4 separate regions of the Mus musculus genome follow, and all the other regions are linked to region 2. Evidence: chromatin loops called from intact Hi-C (ENCODE). Cell type or tissue: left cerebral cortex. All regions are shown on one strand. Region 1 has its middle 74 kb from the start of Gpr65. Region 2 overlaps Kcnk10 (potassium channel, subfamily K, member 10). Region 3 holds the start of Spata7 (spermatogenesis associated 7). Region 4 holds the start of Kcnk10 (potassium channel, subfamily K, member 10).

Region 1 (2,500 bases), 120 kb before region 2:
GCCAGAATAGGGTACCAATTTTCATGCTTTTTATAGGCAAAAAATGTAAAAATATATCTATATCAAGTGTCAGAGATAAAATAGAGACAGGATCTATCTGCTGCTGATGGAAATGTGAATTTGGAAAATTTTGACATTCTGTACTTAAGTTAAATTCATATATTCTATGACCTGAAAATTTCATTCCTACATATATTCTCAAAATACATCTTATCCACCTACAGGTGACATATATAAAAGTGTCCATATCAGCACTTTTTTTTACAATAGCAAAAAAAAAATCTAGAAACAATACAAGCATCTATTAACAGGAGACTGGATAAATATATCTTATAAACATGCATTCCGTGAACTCTCAAATAGCAGTTAAAGTGAATATGTTTTAAAGCATGTATCAGTATAGACAAATAGTAAACACACATACAAAGTGACCAGAAGGGACATATCAAGATAAACATATTTACACATAGTGGGAAAAGGAGAGGGGAGAGATTTGGGAGGAAGAGGAGGGTTGCTTTGGTTATTGGAAGAAATCCATGAGGGTGGACTTCTAAGATGAGCCACAGTGGAGCACACTCATACAATCCATCACCAGGAGGGCGGGGCCTTGAGTCTATCTAATACAACAAAGTGGGTGGGCTGTCAATCATGTGTTGATGATATATATTATGGCAGAGATATGGAATTTTTAACTGGGGTTGGGGGCGGGGAATGGAGGATTGGAGAGATGGTTCGGTGGTTAAGGGCACTTCCTGCTCTTAGAGAAGACCTGAGTTCTTTTCCTAGCACCTACATCAGGGAGCTCACAACCACCTGTAACTCCAAGTACAGAGGGATTCACTGTTTCAGGCCTCCATGGACACCTGCACTTAGGTGTACTCACTCATAGCAGGGGCACACACACACACACACACACACACACACACACACACACTCACAGAGAGAGAGAGAGAGAGAGAGAGAGAGAGAGAGAGAATTTAAAATAATAAGACAAATTTGTTTTTAAGGAAACTAAATTCCCCAACGATAGATTGGAAATAAAAGAACACTTCCCCAGAAGGGCATCATGATATCTGCTGGGCCCTTAAAGAAGGCTGAGAGGCCAGACTTAAAACAGAGATTTCGGCACTCCCTTGCTTCTATGAATTCTACAGCTCTAAGGAAGCTGCAAGTTCACCACCTGCGGGAGCTTTCCTTGCCAGATCAAACACCATGGCTCAAGCTTTGAGATCTACACAGCTAAAGACATTAGGTCACATCTGGGGTCCATTTCCAGCACCCAGGGCTAACAACAGTCTGTAACTCCAGTTCCAAGGGGTACACACCCTTGTGGCCACCATGGGAACTGCATGGACACAGTGCTTAGACACACAGTCAAAACACCCATAAACATAAAATAAAAACAAATCTCAAAAAAGTAACTAATATGAGATTATATCATGGTGTAATACTATAATCAATCCATTTATGTACACCTGTAATAAAAATTAAGGGAATTTTAAAAGTGAAAAAGAAAGGGGGGGGGGTCTGCCCTCTCCATGAGCCAGAAGCACAAACTAGAATTTCCAGCCCAATGTGCTATCCTTTCTCTTAATATTGTTTTTTAAATGTATTAAGTTACATGGGAAAGTTCAGTAATTTTATATATTTATGGTGTATCTTGATCAAATTAAACCAACATTCTTATTTTGTTAAACATGATCTGCCTGTAAATAACTCCGTATCAAACCCAATCCTTGTGGGCATGCAACAATTTGTGTGATGAGTTAAAATGTTTCAGTCTTAAGTGCCAGATCATCCCACATTGTAGAGACTTCAACAAGCTAAAAGTTGTCTCTCCCAACAAGAAAAATCTAGTCAGTGGTCCGTGGACCCCTCACAGATTATTTTCGATCATTAAAATTAAGAATTCCATTCCGTGGTCCTAAACGGGCACTTCTTGCCAGAATGGAGGAAGAAAATGGCAACAAAAACTCAGACATCCTTTTCCTTTGTTCTCAAAGCTCAGAGCTGCTCTTGCCCTTGTCCCTGTAACAAAATCACACTGTAGCTGAAAAGGAGGCATGGAGACACAGTCTCTATTTTGGAGAGCCACTGTGTTCTGCTAAACTGTGAAAGGTCACACCTGAAGAAGAGGATACAATGTTTGAATTGATATTTTGCAGTCTCTGCCACAGTGGGTTTATAGAGAGATACTGAACACGCTTAATTAGTACGCTTGCTAGGAAACCAGCTGACCCCAGTCTAATGGGACTGGGTGGATCTGACTGATTCTAGCTTTCAGTACTAGAAAGTCTCCTTAGCTATAGCTATGAGCCACATTCTCTAATACCATATTTGCCACCAACACAAATAATATATTTTTCTCCATCTGCTGGACAACTTTGCCCTCTTTTTAGCCTTTTCAGAACCCACAGGAAGAAAAAGGGGTGACATTATTGAGACCCCCATCAAGGTTCCATGTGTAACTCAGAAAGGGAATCTTCATAGAATACCTCAA
Region 2 (2,500 bases):
AGCTCTAGAAGGGAAAGGCCCATGGAATGCAAACACACACACACACACACATACACACACACACTTGTGCCCAGTCAGTAGATCCAGGAGTAGATTGGTAGACAGCTCAACCCCAATGGTAACAATTCCCGATCCGTTTCTTCTAACCACATCCTAGGCTCATGCGGGAGAATGGTTGCTGTTGCTCACAGCCAAATACCCTTCTGCCACAAAATGTGGAAAGAAACAAATGGAACATCACTAAGTAGAGAAACGGTGGAAACTGCAAGGGAGCCCTGGGAATGCAGCCTTGGACCTCAGCAAACAAAATTGCAATGTGTCCTGTATTTAAGGCACAACAAAAGCACAGACAAGCGGAGAGGCAAATTGGCCGGTGGTTAAAGTGAATGTCTATGTTTTTTCACCCCAGAATCTCTTTAAGGTAGTAGGGTTTCTGCATAGACGGTTGGAAACAGTGAAGGACAGGTGAGTTTGCAGAATGCGAGGTCAGGGAATGGAGCACCTGAGAAGACAACCAACTCTAACGACCAGCCAGTTATATGTACCTTTCTCCCCATACTTGCCTTCCCAAAGAGTTCTCTGAATCAAGGCTCACACGGTTTCTCCTCCCAGAGCAATGGCTGACCACTGCAATTCTGTCGAAGGCATAAGCCCTGCTGCCTGCCAGTCTATTTCCTTCTGTTATGGTCCCTTCTGTGGCTCCCCCTACATCAGCGGTTCTCAACCTTCGCAAGGCTGTGACCTTTTAATACAGTTCCTCATGTTGTGATGACACCCTGCCCCGACCATAGAGTTATTTTCGTTGCCATTTCATGACTGTAATTTTGCTACTGTTGTGAATTGTGGTGTATATACCTGTGTTTTCAGAACGTAATTACTACCACTGAACTGGACACTTGAGAATGGTTGGGGTGGTTTGCCTCATGCTCTGTTACATCACTACAATAAAATAATAAAATTGATATTTAACTAGTACCTTAGATATTTTCAAGATTATTTTCATTTTTAACTGGCTACATGTGTACGTGCACATGTATGCAGTGCCTGTGGCAGCCAGAAGAGGGCGCCAGATTCCTCTCAAACTGGAGTTCATAACTGGTTTTAAGTCACTCAACATGGGAGCTGGGAACTTAATTCTGCCAGGCCCTCTGCAAGGGCAGTATGTGCTCTTAACCAGTGAGCCAGCTCTCAGAAGAGCACCCCTCCCAGGATAGTTTTATTGGGAAAGAAAACCTCAGCATAAGGGTTTCTATGGCCAAAAAGAGATGGGGCTATACAGTCAGCAAGGTGACAAAGGCGCTTCCTACCAAACCAGGCATACTGAGTTCTATCCCCAATATTTACAGGGTTGAAAGAGAAAAAAACAACAGTGCAAATTAGCCTCTTATCTCCATGTGAGCATGTGCAGGAGTGCACGTACACACACACACACACACACACACACACACACACTACATATATATATATATATATATATATATATATATATATATATATATATATATATAATTTTTAAAATGTTAACTTTATGAGGAAAAAATACCAGAATGAAACAAAAGCAGAGCACTGGTTTTAAAAGCCAGTGTGCTCAGCTTTTATGGTATGAAAATCCCTCCTGAATGTTAAAAAAAAAATCATAGATTCCCACAAAACATAAGTTTTGATACCAGCTGATGATATGTTTTTAAGTGATGCTGACGAATGTTCTATTTATAACTGAAAAGAGGTAGTACAATGCAAAGGAGATGTTGTTTACCAGGCAATGCTTGATGCACAAGAGAACTCTAGTTATTGAAAACAGCACCCCAGGCCCCTGGGGACCCACCACGCATAAGTGGAGAACTACAGCTTCATACTAATAAGAGTCTAAACCTCAGTAGAAGCTCTCCAAGGCATGGCCAAAGCCACTACGTAAACCATGCTGTGGTGCACAAGCGCAGCCCTTCTCAGGATGTCAGAGCAGAGCATTGCCCCAGAAATACAAAGTGTTTCCTCCACAGGGCACTGGTGTCCCAGGCTGGACTCAGCTCAAGTGAACAGCACTCCAGAGCTTAGGGAGATAGTCAAGACAGTGCTTGCTCAACAGCCTGGGAGCGAGAGTTCAGAGCCCTAGCACCCACATAAAAGCAGAGTGTGGTGGGGCGCACCTGTCACCCCAATGCTTAGGAGGCAAAGGTGGGAGGAAAGGGGAATCCCAGGGGCTGCTGGTCAAGTGGATTGACAAACTCTAGGTTCTAGAGAACCAGTGCCAAAACATTAAGGTAGATGGTGATTGTAAAAGAAACCAAAGGTGACCTCTGACCCCCACGCACTCACGCTCACATGTACTAGTGCACGCCTGCACGTGCGCATGCTCGCACATGCACCCACACAGGCACAGACAGACAGGGACATAAACACACTGTAGTGGCTATTCCTGGTTGTCAACTTGACAATATTTGGAATGAACTACAATCCAGAATTGGAAGGCTCACCAGTGACCCTTATCTGGAGGCTTGGA
Region 3 (2,500 bases), 170 kb after region 2:
AATCAGAGTGGGTCTTCAAAATCAAAATTTATCTATTTATTTATTTATTTATTTATTTATTTATTTATTTAATGCATATGAGTACACCATTGCTCTCTTCAGATATACCAGAAGAGGACATCAGATCCCATTACAGATGGTTGTGAGCCAACATCTCAGGACCTCTGGAAGAGCAGTCAGTACTCTTACCCGCTGAGCCATCTCCCCAGCCCCTTCCAAATCATTTAAGGAAATCCGGAAAGCCTCCCTATTCTGGAGGTTCTAACTTTCACTAGGGTGCCATAAAAACCAACCATAATATCTAGACGCTCAAAGTTCAGCAAATCTGGCTCGGAATCCAGTATGCTTTCTGTGACTACAGAGGTTCTCAAATGGGATGTAGTTTCCTCCTCAGGCAACCTTTGGCAATACCTAGTGACATTTTTGGTTGCAATTAGGTTGCAATTAATGGGTTGTGGTCTTCTAGTGGGCAGAGCCCAGGAATACTGCTATATGATACCACAACAAGGACTTATCCATCCAGCCTAAAAGTTCAAGAACGGGTTGCTGAAAAGCCTAGCGGGACAGAATGCTTTCTGCACTCCCTCTACCCCGTTCTGCTCTTATTTCCATGGATACACAATTAACTACTGCAAAAATAAACAACTCGCAGAAAGCAGCGGAATACATCCACACTTTTCTCACTGCCTTCTTCCATTCAAAATGAACCGATCTTTGTGGCTTTAAAGATAAAGGGAGAGCGAGTGCAGGAGCTGAGGAACTCAGTAGGCAGAAAGGAAATTCACACTAATTGCAATGCTTACAATACAAACTTGGGGTTTGGGGCGGGGGGGGGGGGAGTAGCTGCATTAGATAACTGCTGTGTCAAAAGCGCTTGCGCTGCAAGCTTGGGGACTTGAGTTCGAATCACAGGCATCCAAGTTAAAAGTGCTGGCAGAAGCAGATATGACTCTCTTTCCGGACAGTTCACTCTGGATAACTGCCAGGATCCCAGAACAACAGATTGGGACCCGTGGCCATCCTCCCGCCGGCTGCTGGCACTTTCGGTAAGCAGGAGTGCCTGGGGGCGTGGGCGGGGCGGGGCCTAGGAGCACAGGTCCCTGTGTTGTGACGTCATAATCTGCAGCCGCGGAGCTCGCCCTTAGCAACCGCCCTGGCGACTGTCGCTGTGACCCTTTGCGCCCCCGCGGTCCTGGTCTTTTCCTTTTCACCTCCGCTGCGGGGGAGCTCGGCTTCATCCCAGTAAGAACCAAGGGGATACAACCGCGGAGGCCGCAGGAGGACTAAGCATGGATGGCAGCCGGAGAGGTAAGGGACTGCGCGGGTCCAGGCTGCCCATGGCCTTTAAGGTTGCCTGCCACCTCCTTCAGTGTCGCAGGGTAATGGCTGGAACTAGAAACGCCCTGAGCTCAGGGAGGCCCCGCATGCCCGGCTCTTTGATTTACTGCCTGACATCCATCCCCTGATCCTGGGACCCTGCAGCCTGTATCACTTGGGTATCTTCTAGGCGGAATACTAGCCTGGTCTTTGAAATCTAACCTGAGCCCCAGATCAGGCCGGCTGCTTTCACAGAAACGGCGCTCAGTTTGCTCATCTTGAAGGTAGTGGGTAAATACCCATGCCACGGAGTTCTTGGGGGTTAAGTGCAGATAATATACAGCAAGCTCCTGGTGCATTTTAAGTACATGAAATCTTCCACTCCCTCCCTCCTTCTCTCCCTCCCTCCAGAACTGACTCACCCAGAGCTGGTTATAATTCAGTGGCTCCAAGGTAGGAGCTGGGATACTGCATTTGTAATAAACTTCCAATGTGGCTGGTCATTGGACTGAATGTTTAATAGCAAAAGACTACCTTTGAATCGACCTGCTAATGATTAATTAAGCCTTGCTTTCATCTTGCATGCACCTTTATTCTACAATAATTTCATCAAAATAAGTGTTCTGCTTAGCATACAAGGTTGGGGGGGGGGGAGGATATTCAGACACCATCCCAACCTAAGCTCTAGAGGAAAACACACCAAATGCTGTTATGGTCTTCAGAAATGGTTACAAAATAAACTTTAAACCTTTGCAGTGTTCCACCCGTAACCCAACACTTGTTTACACACAAATCCTGTTAAATGGGTATTATTCATATTTTGAAATGAATAAAACAAAAGATTATAAATAATTCCCCTAGTGTCATGGTTGGTCACAGAACAAGCCCCAGACTAAGAAGCTAAAACCCTCAAGTTCTTTTACTTACATTTGTTTAGTAATAGACTTAGTGAGGTTTTAGTGTTTATTTTTAAATGAGGTGACAAATGTAAATGGGTTTATACTTTTAGGTGGCTTCAGTTTTAGCCCATAACATATATCAATAACATCGTTCCTGGTATAAATGTTATATTCAATAAGTATCTGGGCTAGTTTTTATATACTAAATTATAAGTAACCATTCATTTAGTTGAAACCTCAATGCTTAATTTTAGTTTAAAGTAACCGTCTTAGATTCTATTAGT
Region 4 (2,500 bases), 110 kb after region 2:
GTGAACCTCTGCTCTGAGGTTCCCTCTAAGGAAATAGAGCCTCTTCTCACTGGCCTGGCAACTCCCACTCTAGGTGCCAGTACCATAAGGGTGTCATTTCCTCAGGAAACCTGTCATCCTTTCCTCTGGCCTTTGCCAATCTGCTTGTTTTGTTTCAGACAGAGGAGAAGCCTAAGTTGACTGGGAACTCACGAGGTAGCCTCATGTTAATTAAGCTCAAACCAATGGAAATCCTGCCTCAGGCTCCCAATTGCTGGCAATACAGGCAGGACTCACCACACCCAGCTTCAAGGTTTTCTAGCAGACTTTCTTAAAGCCTCTTGGTGCCCACAGAGCATGCTACACTTTGAATTCCTAATGCCACCCTACAGTGACTAATTTTGACCTGACACCCACACTGTAAACTCCAAGAAGACAGGTATTTTGCCTGCCCTCTTCTGACTATATTTCCAAGTCTCAGACTGTGCCCGGTGTCAAGTATGTATTTGACGAATAAATCCTGCGATGATTTAAAATAAAAGCCAAACTACCAGGCTTTGTAATTTCCAGAGATTTGGAGACCAAACAGAAGGCTGAGGCTGTACTGAAGGTATTTACAAACTGAAGGGCAATACCTCTTCATTCACTCTTCAGTCAGGCAAGTCATAAGACATTTTCTTCAAACATAACTTGCTTTCCTGGATCTAGTCTGAGGAAGGGAAGAAATGAAGTCATAAAAGAAATTGAAAGGGAGGAACTGAGCTGAGTGGGAATTAGATGTGATCAAGATATATTGTATAAAACTGTCAAAGACTAAATAAAACAATATTCTTTAAAAGAAGAAATATAATCTCTCTCTCTCACACACACACACACACACACACACACATTTTAACTCCAAGACTCACTCAAGCGCTGCCTATCCTACCCAATTCAGCCTGTATATGAGCTAAGAGGTGACTGGACACACTGTTTCAACTTGTCCCGCTCCAATACTATTTACAAAGAGCCACAATATCTATACATTAACATGTGGGGCAGTGGCCAAGACCAGGAGTATGGTGCACCCACACAACCTGCCTTAATACTCTTTACAGGAAGGGAAAGTGAACCCACACTCCTAAAAGCATACCAAACCATTGTGTGCGTGGGCACGCTGTAGGTTACTCCGTGAGCCCTTCCCAGACCCACCCTTGTGGAGAAAAACCACTCCCCACAGCCTTTCTACAACCTGAGCCAAAGGAGCCTAGTCGGCAGGATTAGTAATAAGACAGAGCAAAGACTCTGGAAGCCCCTTGGGCTCCATTATGCTTCATGCCCTATGAGAGAAGTGCTACCCCAGGGACAGCTGGGGCAGATCGTAGCCTCACATGCTGCCAAGAAACCTGTCCCTCTGAGGACACGCGGGCCATGAGGCTCAGCTCCAGGTCCAGTGAGAGTCACCCCACCCATCTGCCAGAGAGAGACAAAGATCACTAGAAACAAAGGACACACACACACAGGCACACGTACATGCACATTCACAAAGTCAAAAGCAAATACCAACACTTGGTATAATTTCAAAACAAACAGCAGCTTGGTGTGTCTTTAAATAGACGGTGAAACCATCCTAGAGGGACAACGACTATGTGATCTTGACAGGCGCGATCTGGGTTCCGAACCCACGCTGCCTCCGCCCTCCTCCCACCCACGCTGCAGTTGTCAGGCGCATTTCCCAGCCTCAGGACGCATGCTGCCTGCCGGGAGCAAGCCCATCCACGCCTGCCAGTGAGGCACCAGCAGGTGGAAGAGAGCCAGGGTAGCCCGAAGTAGGCAATACCAACCTTTAGGATCCCAGTTCACCTGCTTTCTTGGCGTCTCGATTGGAAATTTCATTGCTCCGTTGCCCACAGGGGGATGAAATGAAAAGAATCAAAATAATAATAATAAAGTCTTCAAGATTTACAACTCGTCGGTTAAACAGACCAACGGAACAATTTGTGAGGATGGAGGAGCACTGAAGTGGCTCGTGGGGAGCCCCAGAGAAAGACAAGCGGGGAAAATACTAGCAGAGGAAAGCACCGAGCACTGGCTTGGTTGGGTGTTTGCACCGGTTAAGGGGGTGGCCAGCTGCTGCCCTTGTGGGTGAAAGAAAAAGTAAGATCGGATGCTGAGGGTGGTTCCGAGAGGATCAAAGAGCCGGGCTGCTTCTGCAAAAGCGCGGTAGGCAGATGCGAGGCTGAGCAGCCGCCGGGCGGAGGCCGGAGTGAAGCCCACCGCAGCGTCCCTCGGGTCCCCAAAGGCGTGTTCGTACCCCCTCTCTCGCATCCACACACACGCACACACACATACACACACATCCATACATACACGCACACACACACACACAGGCGCGCGCACACCGGGCCGCGCGCTCGGGCGGACACGTCAGCCTCGCTCGTCTGAGCACAGAGCACTCGCCCCTCCCCAGCCGCGGCTCCTCGCCCCCGGGCGACGCCCCCCACTCTCCACCCGCTGAAAGCCATTGGACAGAAGGATGGCG

The links. Peaks named below come from ENCODE experiments on the same cell type or tissue, not always from the same donor. Only the 100,000 strongest peaks of a DNase experiment are listed, where the experiment ranks them.
Region 1: it touches region 2 in a loop (2.4-fold over the local background); 2 of 42 quality-filtered maps call a loop at or near these places.
Region 3: it touches region 2 in a loop (8-fold over the local background); 6 of 42 quality-filtered maps call a loop at or near these places.
Region 4: a loop joins it to region 2, with 5 times the contacts of the local background. A loop is called at or near these places in 8 of 42 quality-filtered maps.

The regions. Positions count from the first base shown.
Region 1 is chr12:98,341,039-98,343,538 of GRCm38, forward strand. No RefSeq gene overlaps it. Among named protein-coding and RNA genes, the nearest start is that of Gpr65, 74 kb to the left of the region's middle. In left cerebral cortex, a CTCF peak has its summit at 1,337; a DNase peak (open chromatin) is centred at 1,280; H3K27ac peaks cover 270 bases.
Region 2 is chr12:98,459,026-98,461,525 of GRCm38, forward strand. The region is part of intron 4 of Kcnk10 (potassium channel, subfamily K, member 10); the gene reads right to left. Among named protein-coding and RNA genes, the nearest start is that of Gm40893, 64 kb to the right of the region's middle. In left cerebral cortex, a CTCF peak has its summit at 1,043 (motif pointing right); a DNase peak (open chromatin) is centred at 1,059; H3K27ac peaks cover 329 bases.
Region 3 is chr12:98,627,027-98,629,526 of GRCm38, forward strand. It overlaps Spata7 (spermatogenesis associated 7), which reads left to right and starts at 1,116. Exons shown (of 11, transcript NM_001289572.1): 1 at 1,116-1,308. The coding sequence starts at 1,290. In left cerebral cortex, no CTCF peak of the experiment used is centred here; DNase peaks (open chromatin) are centred at 1,098 and 1,664; H3K4me3 peaks cover 1,949 bases; H3K27ac peaks cover 1,244 bases.
Region 4 is chr12:98,572,355-98,574,854 of GRCm38, forward strand. Kcnk10 (potassium channel, subfamily K, member 10) reads right to left here and starts at 2,358. Exons shown (of 7, transcript NM_001316665.1): 1 at 1,803-2,358. The coding sequence starts at 1,854. In left cerebral cortex, no CTCF peak of the experiment used is centred here; DNase peaks (open chromatin) are centred at 100, 1,102, 1,678 and 2,425; H3K4me3 peaks cover 1,566 bases; H3K27ac peaks cover 1,973 bases.